2 separate regions of the Mus musculus genome follow, and region 1 is linked to region 2. The links are chromatin loops, found by intact Hi-C in ENCODE. Cell type or tissue: gastrocnemius. All regions are shown on one strand. Links, peaks and the distances in the headings refer to the core of each region. The heading gives the core; the rest is flanking DNA.

Region 1 (9,279 bases), core at 3,872-6,371, 440 kb after region 2:
TCTAATAACAGTGACCGTAGACCTACAGGGAGAGAGAGAGCAAAGGTGACCAGGCTGGGCTGAAGATCATAAATGAATCCCAAGATGGGGAAGATAAGGGCTCAAGTCTCATCTCCACTGACACCAGCAGTGTGACAGTGCTCAAAACAGAGCTGCTACAAATGAACCCTATTCTTGTCCAGTAAGTCATCTCACCAGCAATCCCGGTTTCTAAGATGTATGTGGGGGAGCATCACACATCACCTGAGTAGAGCAAAAGGTTTCTAAACAGGAGTAGGAATCAGGGAAGAAGTTGGAGACTCCCGGCCCGTTTGACAGTGCTGCAAGACGTCAGTGACATCAGTTCCAAATCATCAAAGAGGAAACGCAGAGAAAGCCGCGTCTTAAAAGGAATCAAATTTCGTAATGAATATTACCAGACATTATCCAGGAGCTCAGTCGACGAGGGCTTGCAGAGCAGGGGGAGATAATTCTGGGATGGAGAAGACAATCCACTTATAGAAAAGCTACTTATGCAATTCTCAAATCGATTGGATGGGAGGGGCAAGTGCTGCCATAGCTCCTGTTAAAGTCCCTGGTGAAGTGTGGCTCACAAGAGCCCGTCCTTTTCTTCCGGCGGCTTTTAATTCTAACCTTCCTTACACTGGACTGGAGTTATCCGACCTAGCGAACTCACATGCTTTGCCGGACCCACTGCAGGGTCCATGGTTTCCAGCCACGTGGATTCGGGTCTACTGTACCTCGCTGAGGTTAACAAAGGGCCTGGCACTCATGCCAAGGTGCCTTACAGATATATCAACCCCACCTGCCTCACAAGTGCTCAAGGCCTGCGAAGAATAGATGCGCTATTGAGAAAATGATTAGCAGGGTGAAAAGGCAGGAACGCGGAACTTGGAAGTGTGAGAAACTCAGTGACGTTCTGGATGTAGACAGGATACAGTTTTGTCACAACTGGGGCTGCTTCTGAAGGGTGAAGGGTGGAGAACCCTCACCAGAAAAATGAATGGGGAATGAACAGCGTCTACCTGGGCCATGGTAGTGGTACCATCGCCATATGGCATGGGGGAAAACCTATGTCACTGGTGGCTAACGCCCTCACAGAGATACTCTTCAAGAAGGTTGTTCAGGTAAACGTACCTGCTTTAATTAGAATGATGAACAAATAAACTTGTTTTATTTAGAAAGATGACTCTAGCTGAGTATATTCTCCTCCCCAGGGTGTGCGAAATTCTTTGTCCTATTCACCCACACTAGGCAAGCACTCAGACAGTGGGCTCTCTCGTCTGTCCTTTTTCTTGATGCTTTGAGACATGGTCTTACTTCACTGCCCAGGCTGTCCTTGAACTTTCGTTTCTCATGCCGAGGCTTGTGAAGGACAAAGGATTTGAAGCCCCGACACCGGCCCCACTCAGGATATTTGTTTCCAGGGGACACCACCTTCCTGCGTGGTGGAGCCACGTCTAGGATGACCTTAGTAGGAAGAGCTTCGAGGGATCTCCAATTAGTGAGCTGAGAAAAGGAAGGCCGACCTGACCATCCTATCCATCCCCAGCTCCCCACTCAAACCCCACTTGGAGACAGGGCCTTGCCTTGGATCATGATAGAGAAGATATTTCCCAAGAAGTTGGAAAGGACGGGTGTGAGAAGAAATGCACAAGGACAGACACAAAATCCATGTCTCAAACCATTGTGAGAGAGAGAGAGAGAGAGAGAGAGAGAGAGAGAGAGAGAGAGAGAGAGAGAGAGAGAGAGAGAGAGAGAGAGAGAGAGAGAGAGAGAGAGAGAGAGAGAGGAAGCAAACAAACAAAACTACTAACAAAACAGATCCTAGAAATATTGAAACACGATGCTTCCATGCCACCTGCTGGCCATGCTGGATCATTGCATGCTGGCTATTCTACCTACCTACCTACCTACCTACCTACCTACCTACCTACCTACCTACCTACCTACCTATCTATCTATCTATCTATCTATCTATCTATCTATCTATCTATCTATCTATCTATCTATCTATCTATAGATTTCTCTCCTCATAAACCCCCTCACTCACTGCAGGACCTCCTCCAAACTCCTGCCCCTGATTATTTAGCACACACATTTATGATGTATTTAGGCCTATTTTATTTTTCTCCCTTCCTTCCTTCCTTCCTTCCTTCCTTCCTTCCTTCCTTCCTTCCTTCCTTCCTTCCTTCCTTCCTTCCTTTTTCAAAAAAGCAGATTTCTCTCTGGCATCAATCTACTTCCTGCAACCATTTGACTTCGTTATGTGTCCTTTGCCTCCCCCTCTCCACCATTCCTCCTATACCAGTCTGTATCCTCCATTTACTTCCATGAAGATGGAATTTGACAAGATCGTCAACTACTTCCTTACTGTAAGAGATAATGAATGCTCTCAGCAAGATCCCACAGAGCTTTCCTCTGCAACCTTAGAGGAAATCCAGAGCTCCTTCGAGGTATTTTATTTTCCACTCATGGCATTTCCCTCTACCACCTGGGAATTCTGGGAAATATGGTCCCCTCTGCTGCTTCTCCATCAGTGTTGTTCTCCTGCCTTGAGTCTATTCTTGTTGGATATAGCCCTTCATGCACACCTCCTGCTCTCTCTCATGCACACCTCCTCCTGATGCCCTACTGCCCTTCTATGCAAAAGTGGTCCCAAAAGTCAAACCTTGTGCCCATTATCTTGTTGGGCTTTCTTCTAGGTCGGGCTGCACCTGGGATTTCCACTGGGCTTCTCCGTGTTCCTAACTAAACTCACAGTGCCCCCCTCTCCATTCTGCTCCTTCTCTGCATTCAAACCCCCCCAAGACCCTGAACATCCACAGCAGGAGCCCAAACAGAGCCCTTGAGGCTGCCACATGTCCCCTTCGAATGGTCTTCCACATCCATCCTGCAAGCAGCTTTTAAGTGTGTCCTCTTTGCTCCAAACTAGCTGCCTAGGCTCAACTATCTCTCTGCTGTCTGGACTGCTGCTGTTGCACATGACACCTCCTCTGAACTGGAACCATTCTCTCCAAACCAGAATGCTAGGCCCTGGAAGGAGGGGGGAGGTCCAGGAGCTGCCAGTTGTCAATAGGAGGTAAGTAAAGTTTCACGTCTATAGGAAGGAAAGAAGCCTCAAGGTTCTTCAGGGCCCCTACCAAAAGAATAAAAGGAAGCAAACAGTTCTTAGGGAGCGAAAACTCTGACCAGACAAACTGCAGATGCATGGTTGGATCCTGTTGGGAAGGCTGGGCTTTCTGGCAATGCAGCTGTCTTTGAGTTATCCCTGCTCATTGCAAGGAACTCCTTTACCCATGCTCCAGTTGGAAGACCGCAGGAAAAATAACCAAACCAACCAACCAACCAACCAACCAAAAAACACTCATTGGTTCACCAATTGATTGGTGCAACTGTTACATTGGTCTATCCTGGGCTTCCTTTCTCGGATGAGTAGGTGTGTGCATGCTTGATTGTTTGTGATTGTGTGTGTGTATGTCTGTGTGTGTTACATCTCCCCAAGGACCCAAGAAAAGTCTGTCTCACAGCATCTGTCAATCCTATTTTTGTGCTCTCATCCAGCATCAATGCCCACACAAGGGCCTCCAGCCCAGAAAGACTGACCATGCCTCAGCAGTTTAGGCAAAGCCTAACCTCTTAGCTTTTCTCTCTTTGCCCAATACTCAGCTCAGTAATGCTTCAGAGTGTAGTGCTAGGAAGATGATGTGTGGGCCTCACCGATGATCCCCAGTGTACATGGGCAACTGGCAGATCTCTAACAGCCACCAGTCTACAGCAGGATGAGAAATGATGGGGAGAAGACAGGGCTGTGTACCTGGAATAGGGTTGCTCGTTCTCATGGAGCAGAGACTCTGGGGCACGGTCACCTGGTCCTTCCTCTTCCATCTGATGAGTCCCCCTCTCATATTCCACTCTTGTCTTAGTTAGGGTTTTACTGCTATGAACAGACACCATGACCAACGCAAGTCTTATAAGGACAACATTAAATTGGGGCTGGCTTAGGGGCTTGTGTTTGGAGGTTTAGTCCATTATCATCAAGGGGAGGAACATAGCACTATCCAGGCAGGCATGGTGCAGGAGGAGCTGAGAGCTCTACATCTTCATCTGAAGGCTGCTAGCAGGGTGGCTATTGGACAGTTAGGATGAGGGTCTTAAAGCCCAAACTCACACCTACTCCAACAAGGCCACACTTTCTAATAGTGTCACTCCCTGGGCCAAGAATATGCAAACCATGACAACCCTCTTGATGACAGTGTGCCTACCAGCCTGACACAGCTCAGTCTTCCATTCTGGATTCATGTTTTCATTGAGTGCTACTATGCCCTTCCTCACTGCCCTAAAACTTGCCTCCTTAAAACTGACAAGGCTTTTGCTGCCTTTTGCTATTCTCTGTATTCTTGGGGAGGTAGCCATGGCAGCTTTGAGTTTCCCCAAATGAACCCTATATCTCATCCATGGAATAGTCCAGTTAAGAGGTTTCACTGTGCCCCCACCCTCTTACCGGTACCACTAGACCAGTGGATCTCAACCTGTGGATCTCAACTATTGGAAAACACATATTCCTAAGATGGTCTTAGGAAGTGAGACATGTTTAGTAGCAAAATTACACTTATAAAATAGCAAGAAAAATAAATTTATGGTTGGTGATTCCTAAGACCATGGGAAATATGTGTTTTCTGATGGGTGTGACCGACAGGTTGAGAATCACTGCACTAGCCTGTATGATTAAATGATTTTCAACTGAAGCTACTGAATTTTGGAGTTATGTCTTATTAAATAGTAGCTATCTGGCATATTTCTTGTACCTCTTTTTATTACCTACTTCAGAGTCAGATGGGAAACAATAGCTATCAGATTTGTACTATTTAAATATGGGCAATATTTGATGGGACTGGAGGCATTTCTCAGTGGTTAAGAATACTTGTTGCTCTTGTAGAAGACTTGGTTTCAGTTCCAGCACCCACATACATGGTAGCTCACAAACATTTTTAAGTTCCAGGGGATCCAATGCCTTCTTGACTCCAAGACATTGTATATGGGCATACATGGAGGGAAATACTCATATGCATAAAATACATAAGCATTTAAAATACCAGTGATATTTGTTAAGTACCCTCTTTTAGATAAAAGATCAACACTACGAAGTACATTCTCCACTATGTGTTAAGTACTCCTTCCTACCAACTACTGAAATTCTAGCAATGCACATTCATGGGTAATCTGGGAGCAATGTTACTTTTAGCAATGGAAATGCAAGACAAAGCTATAAGCCTCAGCACTGGGCCTGAAGCATGAGCTGCATAGAGCAAATGTGCCAAGAGTCCGCAGATCCTGGCAGCAGGGGTGCCAACCTTCAGCTGTGTCTGTAAGCTGGCTGTTTGGTAATGGAATTCCACCTTGGAGTAGAAATGTTGCCAATCAATGCGGGAGATAAGCCTGTCTTCGGGAAAGCCTTGGCTAGGCTTTTTATTTTGTTCATCTTGGAAGAAAAAGCCATCATCAACCACACCGTGGGCTTGGCTCCCCAGGCTGCCTCAGAAAAGTGATTGATTGCTCTCTAAATAATACAAGGCTTCCAGGAACAATAGAAGCAGCTACTATGGGCTATTCATACACATTCAACTGAAGCCTGGTGGGAAGCTAAGCTCCCATCAGGGTTCCATGCTGACACTGGCAGCCCAAAAGCAACTTAGAGGCATAAAACCGGGTAAAATAATATAGACGTGAACCGGCTTGAGGAGAAGAGTGGTCAAAGCACCATATGCTGTGTTTGCTTGGGTCTTGGGTGTTCACTCGGACTTAAGAGTGAAGCTGAGGTCTGAAAAGATACCAGTCTCTCCACCTGTGACCCCTGGTAGGGGAAGTCAAAGGGAACTAGTGATGAATTAGTGATGTCATCAAAACAGATTAGTTTCCCAGTTGATCCCACCCGCTCCATCTACTTTGTCTGAAACCATTTGTTCCTCATTCATTGAGATGCTATGGAAACCCTCAGGGTCAGCTCAGGTGCCTTCTGCTTACAAGGAACCGGGTTCCGGAAAGAAAACAGACACGTGGAAGTCCATCCAGTTGCCAACACTGTCCTACTGCGTCAGGAGAAGAAGGAGGGATCAGCAGATGCTGCTCAGGCATGGGGCAGTGTGATGGATGCATGTTATGGAAAGTGGAATATGACCGAGAACGTCTCTACTAGGCCTCTTGGAGAAAGCCAGGTGTTTCTCCGTGTAAAAGGAGACTATGAGAAGGGCTCCATAGTGTTTTGGGATTTGGACAACAGTGAAGGATGCTGGCATGGGTAGTGAAGAAAAGAAAGAAATGCTAGAGCCAAAGAGGGAACAGTTATTTGGGACTCCAGAAAAAAACACATTGCACATTTCCCTCCATTTTGCTTTGGGTGTGTTCTGGATGAAGTTTGTAAGAGAAAAGGAATTCAGAGCCCACTGGGATGAGAGTCTCTTCCAGCCAGTCTAGGTTTGGGGGACAATGGAAATATCCAGCTTGTGGGACATCCATGGTGACACATAGTGGCATGTGTGCACTAGAGAGAGCTGTCTCTGGAGTACTTGTTTCTAGGCATCTTTCCAGAAAATAAAAAAGACAAAATCATCCAACTGCATCCTTAAGGTTAGTCATGTATTTTGTAGACTTTAAAAATCTTAGGGGAAAGAGAATGGTCAGAAAACAGAAAATAAACACAAGATGAAGCAGGAAAGAGAAGGGATCCATTGCGGGGAGTCCAGTCATGATGCTCTAATTGGCTGAGACTTCTGGATCATTAATAACTCTTCAAGGCAATTCTGTAATGAAAAACAGTACCTTTTACTTAATAGGAATTCAAGGCCTTAAACATAGCATAAGAGTACTTCTTCCATGGAATATTCAGAGCACTAAACAGTAACTTAAAAAAAAAAAACTAAACTCATTCAAAAGCAGGAATAGGGGCTGGAGAGATGGGTCAGCAGTTGTGAGCAATGGCTACTTTTCCAGAGGATCAGGGTTCTATTCCCAGCATGGCAGCTCACACCTGTGTAACTCCCACTCCAGGGAATGCCACACCCTAACACAGATATATATGCAGGCAAAATATCAATGCACATAAAAATAAAAATAAAAATATTAAAAATTTAAAGCAGGAAATAGGCTTTAAACACTTCCGGTTACACAGTCAGTCCCATTTCCTTCCTTCCTTCCTTCCTTCCTTCCTTCCTTCCTTCCTTCCTTCCTTCCTTCCTTCCTTCCTTCCTCCCTCCCTCCCTCCCTCCCTCCCTCCCTCCCTCCCTCCCTCCCTCCCTTCCTTCCTTCCTTCCTTCCCTCCTGACTTCCATCTTGTGATTTCTTTCTGTTCTCTGAGGACTCGCCACACAGCCCAGGCTGGCCTCAAACTCATGGCAAACCTGCTCCAGCCTCTCATCTCCTCCATCATTTACCTCCTTCCAAGTTGCTCCTCCAGGGAGCACTCTCTGTGTTGCATATGATCTCTGAAGAGATTGACTCCACCCACGGACCCCTTGGCAGAATTCTATGAGAAGATGTTGTCATCTTCAAATTCCATCCATCCATCCATCCATCCATCCATCCATCCATCCATCCATCCCATGTGACTGTGGAAGTGCTGGTAGCCAGGTACTCAATGGATGGGTAGCAGGCAGAATTTGAGTTCTCCACAGTATCGGGAAGTGTAAGGTCTTCTCTTCAGTTTCCATAGGACAGATGGGAGTGCCTTCCTCCTCACAGATGCAAAGCTGGTGTCCTCGCCCTTTACCCTGATGCCTTAGCACTCATTATCCTCTCTAGTTTAAATGTGACACGAACGCCCTTGGGCTTGTGTGCTTGAGCAGGTGGTCCCAGGTGCTGGTGCTTCCTGGAATCATTAGGAGGCGAAACTTGGCTGGAGAAGGTGGGACACCGAGAACGAGTTATAGCTGGTTGTGCTTCTTGGTCTACTCAGATATAAAAAGTCTTAGATGTAAACACCCAGCACCATTAACCTGCCCAGTCCAGCACCCCTCTTTGTCATAACCAAACCTAAAACATGAACCCTATTTTTGTAAGTTTTTACAATGTTTTGTAAATTTGGACAGATTTCTTGCATGCATGAGGATGATATGAACAAAGGGGACTGGGAGGGCTCTGCAAGGCTTGGTCAGGCCCCGAGTGGAATTTCAATGGACAGAAGGTAGAAAGCAATTGTGTATTTGGGGGACAATAGTACAGACGTCAGACAACCTATTAGTGTGGCCTGAAATGTGGCCTTCCCCCACTCAAGGGTCACTTCATGATTCTTTCCCCGGTGGACTGCAGGTTATACTGAACAGCAAGCAGGTAAGTGGGCCTATTTGGAACATGATTCAGCCACTCAAGTGCATAGAGGACTTCAAGGACTTTGGGCTGACGACGCATCAGAGAGAGCATGGAGAAGATCATCAGAACAGAGGTGAGGAGTCAGCAAGATGGGCTTGGAGGCCTGAGGTGCGTCCATATGAAACGGAAGAGGTCCTGGGTAGTTAGCATCTTGGGTAGGTCCTGAAGTGTAGCCAGATGAGGGGCTTCAGTGTACTGCATCTTCATTGAAGAACACAGTGCCTGCCATCTCATGTTTGGCATCATCAATTGTACTGTTCATTCGTGCCTGTCATAAAAATGCTGTGTCTGGGGACTGTCTCCCTTTAAACACTCTGGGCTTTCCCCACAGTGTGCATCCTCCGCAGGTGCATTTGTGGTTATTTTGCAAAAACGGAAACTTGCTTTGTTGTAACTTTCCCTCTGGGGTGGGGGGTCTCTTTCCATTGTCTCTGTCTCCTAATTGGTATTTGTTATAAATCCCAGTTTAGTCTCATCTGCAAGCTTCATTATGGTGCTGATTACCCCTTTGTCGTTAATAAAAACATTCCGTGATTATTTACCATCCATTGTGCACTCACAATGCCTTAGGAGCTCTGCAGAGGAGCACATTCCACTCTGGGCAGCCTCATTTTCTCATTCCTGAAAGGTTCTCCTCAAATGTCTGAGCACAATTGGGCTTTTGTCCTTTTGTGGATCCCAAATGAATTATGATTGAGGATATGTACGCTGGGTGGACTCTGCAAGCCAAATCCTCAGAGTCTCACGGAAGGGAGTCTACCTGCCTAACTGGGAGTTCCTCACTGACTGTAAAGAATCTGCAGTTAAGAATCTGTGCATGAGGACTTGTGGTATATGGTTCAGTCCATAACGTGCCCACTGTACAAGCATGATAAACCGAGTTCAGATCTCCAGCACCCACTTAAAGGCCAAATA
Region 2 (9,279 bases), core at 3,993-6,492:
GGTGATTGGCTTATGGATGAATTACTCCCTTCATGTACTTGTAATTTAACAGTGTGACTAGGTGGCACTGAAGAATAAAAGGCCTGGTAAGAGGAAGGAGGTTAGTGGGACTTGCCTTTGAAGTGTGTCTTTAGATTCCTCATCTTATCTCAATCTTGGCTACTCTGAAGCAGGAAGCCCTGGTACACCAAACTCTTTCTACCAGGATGCTTTTGATCTGCCTGCTGCAGCCCAAAACAATTGGATGGGCTGACCAAGGATTAAAATCTCTGAAATCATGAGTCAAATGCATATTTAACGTTTGAAGTTGTTTATCTCAGGGTTTTTTTGTTTGTTTGTTTGTTTGTTTTTTTTTTCTTGTTTTTTGTTTTTTGTTTTTTGTTTTTGTTTTTGTTTTCGTTTTGGTTTTTTTTTGCCACAATGACCAAAAGCTAACAGAATGTATGACAGGAAGCACTTTCAATTCTGTATGGTCACAGAGATTTGTACAAAAGTATTGTGTTTAAAATTTAAAAAGTGTTTGGGAGTCCTGTGTGTCTCAGTTAGGGTGGTATGATGAAACACCATAATCAAGAGCAAGATGGGGAGGACAGGGTTTATTTAGCTTATACTTCCATCACATGACATGCTATCATCAAAGGAAGTCAGGACAGGAACTCAAGCAGGGCAGGAACCTGGACACAGGAGCTGATACAGAATACATAGAGGGGTGCTGCTTACTGGCTTGCTCACCCTGCTTTAAAGAAACTAGGATCACCAGCGTAGGGATGGAACCACCCACAGTAGCACCCTCCCAGTCAATCACCAATTAAAAGAACCCTACAGGCCTGCCCACAGCCTGTCTTATTGAGGCATTTTCTTAATCGAGAGCGTCTATTCTCTTAGATGACTTTATCTTGTGACAAGTTGACATAAAACTATCAGCACATTATGAAAAGGACAGAAATCTAATAGTATGTGACACAAAGACTACAAGCCTGTGTGGCAGCTCTGTGGCTGGAAAAACTGTAACACATCCATACCACAAAAGCAACTAACTCACGAAATAGTGGGGCAGAAGAGCATTTGTCAGTAACTTGAGATGTATAAAGATGTCATGTGAGCCCCAGTCCCACTGGACCTAAAGTTGGACTGCATCATTTGGGCTATGATAATGTGAGGTGCCTGGCACTGGCCATTGTGTCCCTCATGCTCAGCAAATACTGTAGCGTTGTTCCTTCTGTTTGTATGTGATAGTCTATGTGAAATGTAAGTTGTCTGATGACTTTGACACTCAACCAAGAAAAGAAAATTGAGAGTAAGAAGAGAATCATGAATTTAAGTCTAGTTCCCACTGAGAGTTCTCTGTATCATCCAGAGGAGCCTCCTCCATTAAAGAAGAGGCTAGTGCCAAGACTTCATGGGAAAAATGGACATGATGGAGTCCTGGCCTGGGAACAAGAAATGACATGTTCTTGCTTCTAAGTCTAAGCTTCAGGCAGGAGATGTACTGAGGACAGCAGGGCAGGCTACACTTGGCTATCACACCTGAAACACACACAAATATATAGGGAATCAAGAAGTGCTCAGTTATCTTCAAGACCCATCAGAGGTGACAGGGAGGGTTCCTTAATCAAAACTGCCCAGACAAGGACAACTGAGTATGGGCTAACTGTCTCTAGGAACACACATGGCCATGGACAGGGACATCTGCAGCTAATCTGATATTTGGTTCCCTGAAACATGTTTTGGAAACTAAATGTCTTCCTACCAAATTTCTGTCATCTATGTTGATCTGTCATTGTTGAGATGCCTTGATATTTATTAAAGTGGTTTTGTTTACTGAAGATTCACCTTGACATGATCCTCATCTTTATCAGGACTTATTTGGTATAATAGAAGAAGAAAAATAAATAAAAAGAAGCAAGGAAAGAAAGATGAAAGGAATGAATAGAAAACAGTGAAAGAAGGGGAGAGGGGGAAACACACACACACACACACACACGGCAGAGGGGCCAGCAATGAGGGAGATTTTGTTCAGAGCAACTAAGCTCAAGAATTAAAAACCAGAAAAACAATGTAGAGTGGGACTGGGTTTGAGAGCTGATCCAGTTTGGTAAGGGAACTTTCCATTTTCTACATAAAGTCCCGAATCTGACTCAGGTAATAGTTGGCTGTGATTCATCCAATCATTCATGCATAGATCCTCTGGGCCACTTGATATTTTTCTTTGCAAATGTTGAAATAAAGGTTCAGTGACACTTCTAACTGGTTCAACTGAACAGCATTGGCAAGGATTTGGGTCAGAGTTGAAGCTTGCTTTCTGCAATTCCAAACATGGCTTTCCACGTGGTCCTTGCTCTTTCTGTAATACTCTTCAAAGGGATAATTTCCGTAGTTGTAAAGGATCCTTAGTTCATGGTTCCAATATAGGAGAAAGGCTTTTTGGAGGACTCAGAAAAAGCAGTGTCTGATATACATTAGTATACTACATGTGCTCAATCCTCTATCTATCCATCATCTATCTATCCATCTATCATCTATCTATCTGTTTGTCTATCTGTCTGTCTATCATTTATCTTATTTTTTCAGAAGCAATGAAACTATGGAGAGTAGTGGGTAGCATAGTGAGAGGAGACAAAGGTGGAAAGATGAGGAGAGGAACTCTGTACAGGGTATCACACACCATCTATGACCTGTACTGTCAATGCTACACAAGTGTTGTAGAGCTTTCAGTAAAGGTCAGACAATCCTGATGATGAGAACAATGGGCCAAGCCAGAGGGCCCCATCTTTGCCCCCTCCACACTTTTACTCCTTTTTTCCCATTTTTATTAGGTATTTAGCTCATTTACATTTCCAATGCTATACCAAAAGTCCCCCCATACCCACCCACCCCCACTCCCCTACCCACCCACTCCCCCTTTTTGGCCCTGGCGTTCCCCTGTACTGGGGCATATAAAGTTTGCATGTCCAATGGGTCACTCTTTCCAGTGATGGCCGACTAGGCCATCTTTTGATACATATGCAGCTAGAGTCAAGAGCTCCGGGGTACTGGTTAGTTCATAATGTTGTTCCACCTATAGGGTTGCAGATCCCTTTAGCTCCTTGGGTACTTTCTCTAGCTCCTCCATTGGGAGCCCTGTGATCCATCCATTAGCTGACTGTGAGCATCCACTTCTGTGTTTGCTAGGCCCCGGCATAGTCTCACAAGAGACAGCTACATCTGGGTCCTTTCAATAAAATCTTGCTAGTGTTTGCAATGGTGTCAGCGTTTGGATGCTGATTATGGGGTGGATCCCTGGATATGGCAGTCTCTACATGGTCCATCCTTTCATCTCAGCTCCAAACTTTGTCTCTGTAACTCCTTCCATGGGTGTTTTGTTCCCAATTCTAAGGAGGGGCATACACACTTTTACTCTTACCACTAGTTGGAAGCGCTTTTTTTTTTTTTTCTCTCGTCAATGGCAGACCTCAAATTCCTATGCTGGAAAAATGTCAAGGTCTTCAAGTTCTTTAAGAAGAGACTGCCCACTTCTTCTGAGGTTCACACCAGAAATGCTGGCTAGTATGTGGGGGAAAAGAGGCTTTCTTTGTGGTTTGCCAGCTTCATGGGCTGACACATAAATAAGCATAGGTAAATAATTTTCTGGAAACCAGCCAAGTAAAATGATATGTTCTCAGACCAACCTGGAGATCCGAGTCAGAAGTGAGGCCATCTTTGCCACAGTGCTCATGCATGGTTTACAGGTTCCCTGTTTAGCTGACTCCCTTGGAAGAGTCTGTATAATACCAGATCAAGCCTCCTTAGGTCTTACTCTAAAGACTGTCTCTAAACAGAGCAAAAGAGGAGACAGGCATCTTGAAGCTGAGAAGTGGGAGGGAGAACAGAGATAAGAGAAAAAAATAGGAGTTGAAATCTGTGATGGGCAACCACAGACCTCATGCCTAGGGGATTAAAACACTCTATAGTGATTATCCCCAAATGGATTGCATTGTGTCTTTTCATTGTGATGGTGCTAAAATGGTCACCAGGAAGTCAGAAAGTCAACTTCAGGTTTTCACCAGCATTTGTGTGTACCATGGGAACCCCTCACATGACCTGCATATGTTAGCTAAATGCCCCAAACCAATGGTAGATGCCTGGCATTGAAGAGCTCTGGAGATGCCTTCCTCCTGAAGAGCCACAGTGGCTTTTCAGAAGGCCTCTCTGGGTTTTACAGTCAGAGCCTCTGAAATTCTCAGGGCCCCAGGAGTGATCTTTACAGTCGTTATCTGTGTGTTCCAGGTAGCTGATGCTCTCTTGTTTAAAATTCTCCAGTGAGATTCCAGATTTGTCAGGGTGAACTTCAAAGTCCCTGTGTCCTTTGGTTACTGTGAGCCTTTGCAGGCCTCAGCCCCCTCTCTACGTGAAATATTTTCTTTCTGGCATTTTCAAGGATGGACCCCTTCTCATGTGTGTACGTGTGCATGTGTTTTCATGTGAGTGAGTTGTGTCCTTTATCAAGTGTCCTCTAATTCCTGACCCCTGACTGTTTTGGGACAGGGTCTCTCACAGCCTGCCAAGTAGACTAGGATGGCCGACCAGTGACCTCCAGTGGTCAGCCTACTTGCCTCCCCTTCCGGAGTCTGGAGTTTTAAGTGCTTACTCTTCCCATTCTGAAACTTGTGATGGACACCAAGCTTTCGTCAAACTCAGAGTTTCTCCTGCCTCTGCCTGACAAATGCAGGCACTAAAAGCGTACACCACTCTATTTTGCTGTTTGCCCTGCTCTAACTCCCTTTATTTTATATTCTCTCTGCTTTAACAATCGATGTCTCATCCCACTTTCTCACCATGTTCCTGTTCCATCCTGTTATTCCTCCCCTCCCCTTGCCGCCATCAAGACACTGTTGGTAAGATGCTGCTTCCTGTGAGACCTGCCCTGGAAGTGAGCTGGGCTATCCCTGTTCTCATCGAAGCTTAGGCTTGCTCTGTTGCTGCTCTGGATTCTCTGGGCATTTTCTCACTTAGTTTTCTTTTGCCTCTCCCTGGTGACTTTGACTTGCATGTGCAGTCTGTGATCTAAACACAGGGCACAACTGGTGACAGAAAAAAAAGATAAACAAATAAATGTGAGATAAAGAAATAAAAGGAAACTAGGCGTACTGACATTCTAATAAAGAGGTCTCTGTACTATCTATCATGCAGAGGCCCAAAATGCTGTCATAACCTTTTGCCTCCTCAGGCTGTGTAGGAACCATGCTAACCTCAGCCTCGGCAATGTGACAGATCTTCCTGGAATAACCAGAATCAGGGGGGCTGGGTGTCTCTTGCCCACACCCAGTGCTGTGTTCGCTTTCTGTGTTTCCTGTCTGCCCACTCACGTTTGATTTGGTCTCTTTCTCATCAGTGAGGCTATTTTCTTTCACAACATATGCTTATTTTTTATTTTGCCCATCCTTTTGAAATGCTCATGTCTCTCTGACATTTGTCAAAATGGTTTAATGTTTTTTATTTTATAAATTCACGTCTTTAGAGACCTGCCCTTGCAATTTAGGGATACAACCACCAGGTGGCAGGATGGCTTTCAAACTACCAGGCTCAGCCTATTGGCTGAATTCTGTAGGAAGTAGGTGTCTACCCAACTTAAGAATGGCAGCCCCTGCAGGGCACTTCTAGGGTGAGAAGCTCAGGGAGGGAAGACAGCCATTTAGTTATGAAAATGGAGGGGAAAAAAGTCGTCTGTGCAAATGCCTGGGGTCAGCAATTTAGGAGCACTGATTACCATCCATGGCGGTCCTTCTCCTCAAGAGTTAAGTCATCTGACAAGGTGTCCTTCAACCATGTTGGACACTGCCTTGATCTCACTCAGTAGGGATGCTCCATCTCTCAAATAGCCCTTTCTAAGCAACCTTTAGCACTGCCATGTCACTGATGTCTGTCCGGGTGGGTCTTAGAGCTATTCCCTCTTATTTGCCCCCTCCTCCAAGAAATCTGTCAGAAGAAATCAAAGGAAAAATTTTAAAAAAGGCCATGGTGGCTGTGTTCCATGCAATGTTTTGTTCTGTTTCCACCAGAAGGGAAAGATTCGAAATGTCCCACCACCTGGGTCCACTTGGTTTGCCTGAAGTTAATTCACTCACCAGCTGTCAGGGCTGCTTCTGTCCTTGGGTGAGATTTGGCTTGCTCACCCACTCTTCTGAGCTGCAACTGGGCCTGGCCTCATTAGAAGCCATGTGGCCTCCATAGCTGGCACCATTACTGTCCCTGGAGTCAACCCGGATTACATCAGCCTCCTCTGATGGCCCAGAGCAGATTTCACACTTTTTTTCCTCTTTCCAATTTGTGCTGTTTGGTTGCTGCCTTTGCATCCTGGGGAGTCGCTGTGTGGTATGCAGTCAGAGGGGCTGCCATGATTCTCAGTCTTGCTCTTACAGCTCAGCCCCACTTCTCCAACTCAGTGCCCCCGGGGGACTCCAGGTGGGGGTGAGCTTACAAACACTATCCACTTTAAATTTTTTTCTGAGTAACTCAGGTTGGTACTGTAGATGGTGAGGTTTTTGGCAGACTTATACTCCCCATCCTTTCTAACAGATGCATGGGAGAATCCCAAGAGTGCACACGGGAGCATATCTTTGTTCAAAAGGCTGGGCAGCCTTCTATTGACTTGACCCACACCAGGTGGGGGATACACATAGAGGCTTTCTCATGGAGTTAATGAAGCTGAACAAGAATTTACTCGGGTCTTCTATCACATTGCTGGGTACCATTTAGATGGATTGTGGGTGATGAAAATGAGCTTGAGTTATGCATGAGAAACGTTAAATTCCAGTCTTCACTGCACCCCTGTAAATACCTGCGCTGTTTAAGAGATATAAGAATGCATACTGCAGAAGACCAACATCGCCCAACAGGTGACAGAGACTCAGAACAACACTGTTCTGGGTCTTTCTAGACCAAACCTTGCATGCTCTCCTCTGAAGCAGTTCATGTCATTCCTAAGTCTGATTGTTTTTCAGTTCATAAAAGCAAGACTTGCTTAGTATAAAAAATTCAAAGACGTAGACAAATACAGTCTTTGAACTATCTTTGGCCCATGAGTCAGTGTTAACTTCACCAAACGATTTGATGTGTCTCCATTCTGTGGTTATTGTCAGCAATATTTCTAATACACAGCTAAGTAGATCAACAGATGGGCCAACACTCAGTTAACTCTTTCTCCATTGGTCTAAATTTGAGTCTTGTCTCACACAAATGGCAATCACAGGGTAGAGTTTGAATTCCCCCTTCAGGGACTATCAGTACTTGGAATATTTCTTGGCCAATAGCCTCAGTGCATGTGAAGCTGATTTGCACACTGGCAACTCGAAGTCCTGTGTGCAGATGCCTCACTTATCTACCTGCAGAGACGATGAGAGGAAATGCGCCACAGTGTCCGCACATTCTAGGAAGAGAAGATGCCATCTTGCTGACTATATTTCTCATGGGATTGAACACCTTCTATTTTGGTCATTTAGAGACAGGTTTTTCTATTCTTACTTTTTTGGTCAGTTATATATTTTATTTCCACTGTTGGAGATTTGACATTGCTATCTTCTGACCTGTTTATACGGAGTATATAAGTAGCTGATATATTTTATATCATATATTTTATATAGATCTTGATCTTTTCCATTTTACTCTGAAACATGAGAAGGTGAATTTGTCTTTCCTGGTTCCAATGAATAACAGTCCTCTCCCACCTCTCACCACAGATGCACACGGAGAGGCTTGGGCCAAACAGGAAAGTCATCCAAGTACCAGCTTACAGAAGGAAGTAAACTATAGCCAAGCCATTATTTTTTGACCTTCTCTGGTGTGCCTCCTCCTATTTATTCCTTCTCTCTCTAAAACTCCAAAGGAAAAGGCCAGGTTTTCTTCTATATCAACACTCTCTTCTGAAGATTTACTTATTAGCTTATTATTTGTGTGTGTGTGTGAAAAAGACATAGCCATTGCTCATGACTGTATGTGCATCATGTGTGTGCAGGGACCCAAGGAGGCCAGACAAAGGCAATGGGATCCCTGGAACTATGGTTATAGGCAACTGTGAGCCACGAACTATGTGGGTCCTAGGAAGTGATCCTGGGTCTTCTGCCAAACCAGTGAGTGCTCTTAAGCACTGAGCCATCTCTCTAACCCCTATCTCCATTGCCTTATAAACACATTTTTGATTATTCGGAAAACCTTTATTGCTCTTATTTTATAAAATATTCAAAAATGTAGTATATAAGGAAAAATTTGTTTTTCTCAAAATTTGTACTATTAATTAAATTTGTTCTTTTACACTTTCATATACATACACCCTGCATTCAAATCACCCTCATTCCTAACCTTGCCCATCTCTTTACTCTGCTTGCACATTCCCCTCCTTATTACAAATCCCATTCATGTCTACTAGTTTTGCTTTGTGATCCACTGAGTTTAACCAGGATTATCTACCTGTGTGATCACATGTTTGGCATTATCTACTGGAGCCTGGAGGGCTCAGAAATGGGTAGACAACTGAAGATAACAGCTTCACCTCTCCTAGAATCTACCATGGCCAATAGTTCATCACTAAGTGGTGGGACTCGTGTGCTCTTCAACTTCTGTGGCTGATTGTTGACAGGTATCATAATAGCCCAGTGTGGGTAACTGAGGTTGTTCTGAGTTCACAATTGCAATGTGGTTGTGTCCAGTCTAGAAGATGGACTTTTGCAGCCTATCATCACATTTTCTCACTCTTTCATACTTTCTGTCCCCTTCCATAAGTTTTCTGAGCCTTAGAGTGGCATCATAAGCATTTTGTTTAGGGCTAGACCTTAGCTGATATTAATTACCAGCACCTTTGGCAGCCATGGGTATCTGAATTCGCTGCCCTTCACTGCAAAAAGAGGCTTCTATCAGTAAAGATACGCGAGTCACTTGAACATTTAGGCCAAAACATGAAAACTTATGTAGTAATTTGAAGCTACGTCAACTTAGACACACGAGAATTATAATTTACTCACCTGGGCCTGCAACCTCCTCAGGCATGAACTGTTAACCAGGCCTATAGTACCAGGACTGAGCTCCCCCTCTGATGGAATGGGATTCAAATCTATCTAGAAAGTAGCTGGTTACCACACAACAGCCATGACACCATTACAAAGGTGGGTGCATCTTGTCTGGCAGGTTGGTTTCCTGGCTTGAAGAGTTTACAACTGAGTACCATAGTTGAGGCCTCTTCCCCTCCAGAAGCCTTCATAACACATTCCAGCATGCTGAAAGGCAGGCAGCAAGATGATGCTGTCAGCT

What was found. Hi-C counts contacts between places; a loop is a spot of excess contacts. Peaks named below come from ENCODE experiments on the same cell type or tissue, not always from the same donor. Only the 100,000 strongest peaks of a DNase experiment are listed, where the experiment ranks them.
Region 1: it touches region 2 in a loop (2.8-fold over the local background); 5 of 42 quality-filtered maps call a loop at or near these places.

What each region holds. Positions count from the first base shown.
Region 1 is chr12:26,294,341-26,303,619 of GRCm38, forward strand. No RefSeq gene overlaps it. Among named protein-coding and RNA genes, the nearest start is that of Gm29968, 46 kb to the left of the region's middle. In gastrocnemius, for the core only: no CTCF peak of the experiment used is centred there; a DNase peak (open chromatin) is centred at 5,345.
Region 2 is chr12:25,859,038-25,868,316 of GRCm38, forward strand. No RefSeq gene overlaps it. Among named protein-coding and RNA genes, the nearest start is that of Gm29835, 120 kb to the right of the region's middle. In gastrocnemius, for the core only: a CTCF peak has its summit at 5,513 (motif pointing right); DNase peaks (open chromatin) are centred at 4,532, 5,269, 5,556 and 6,219.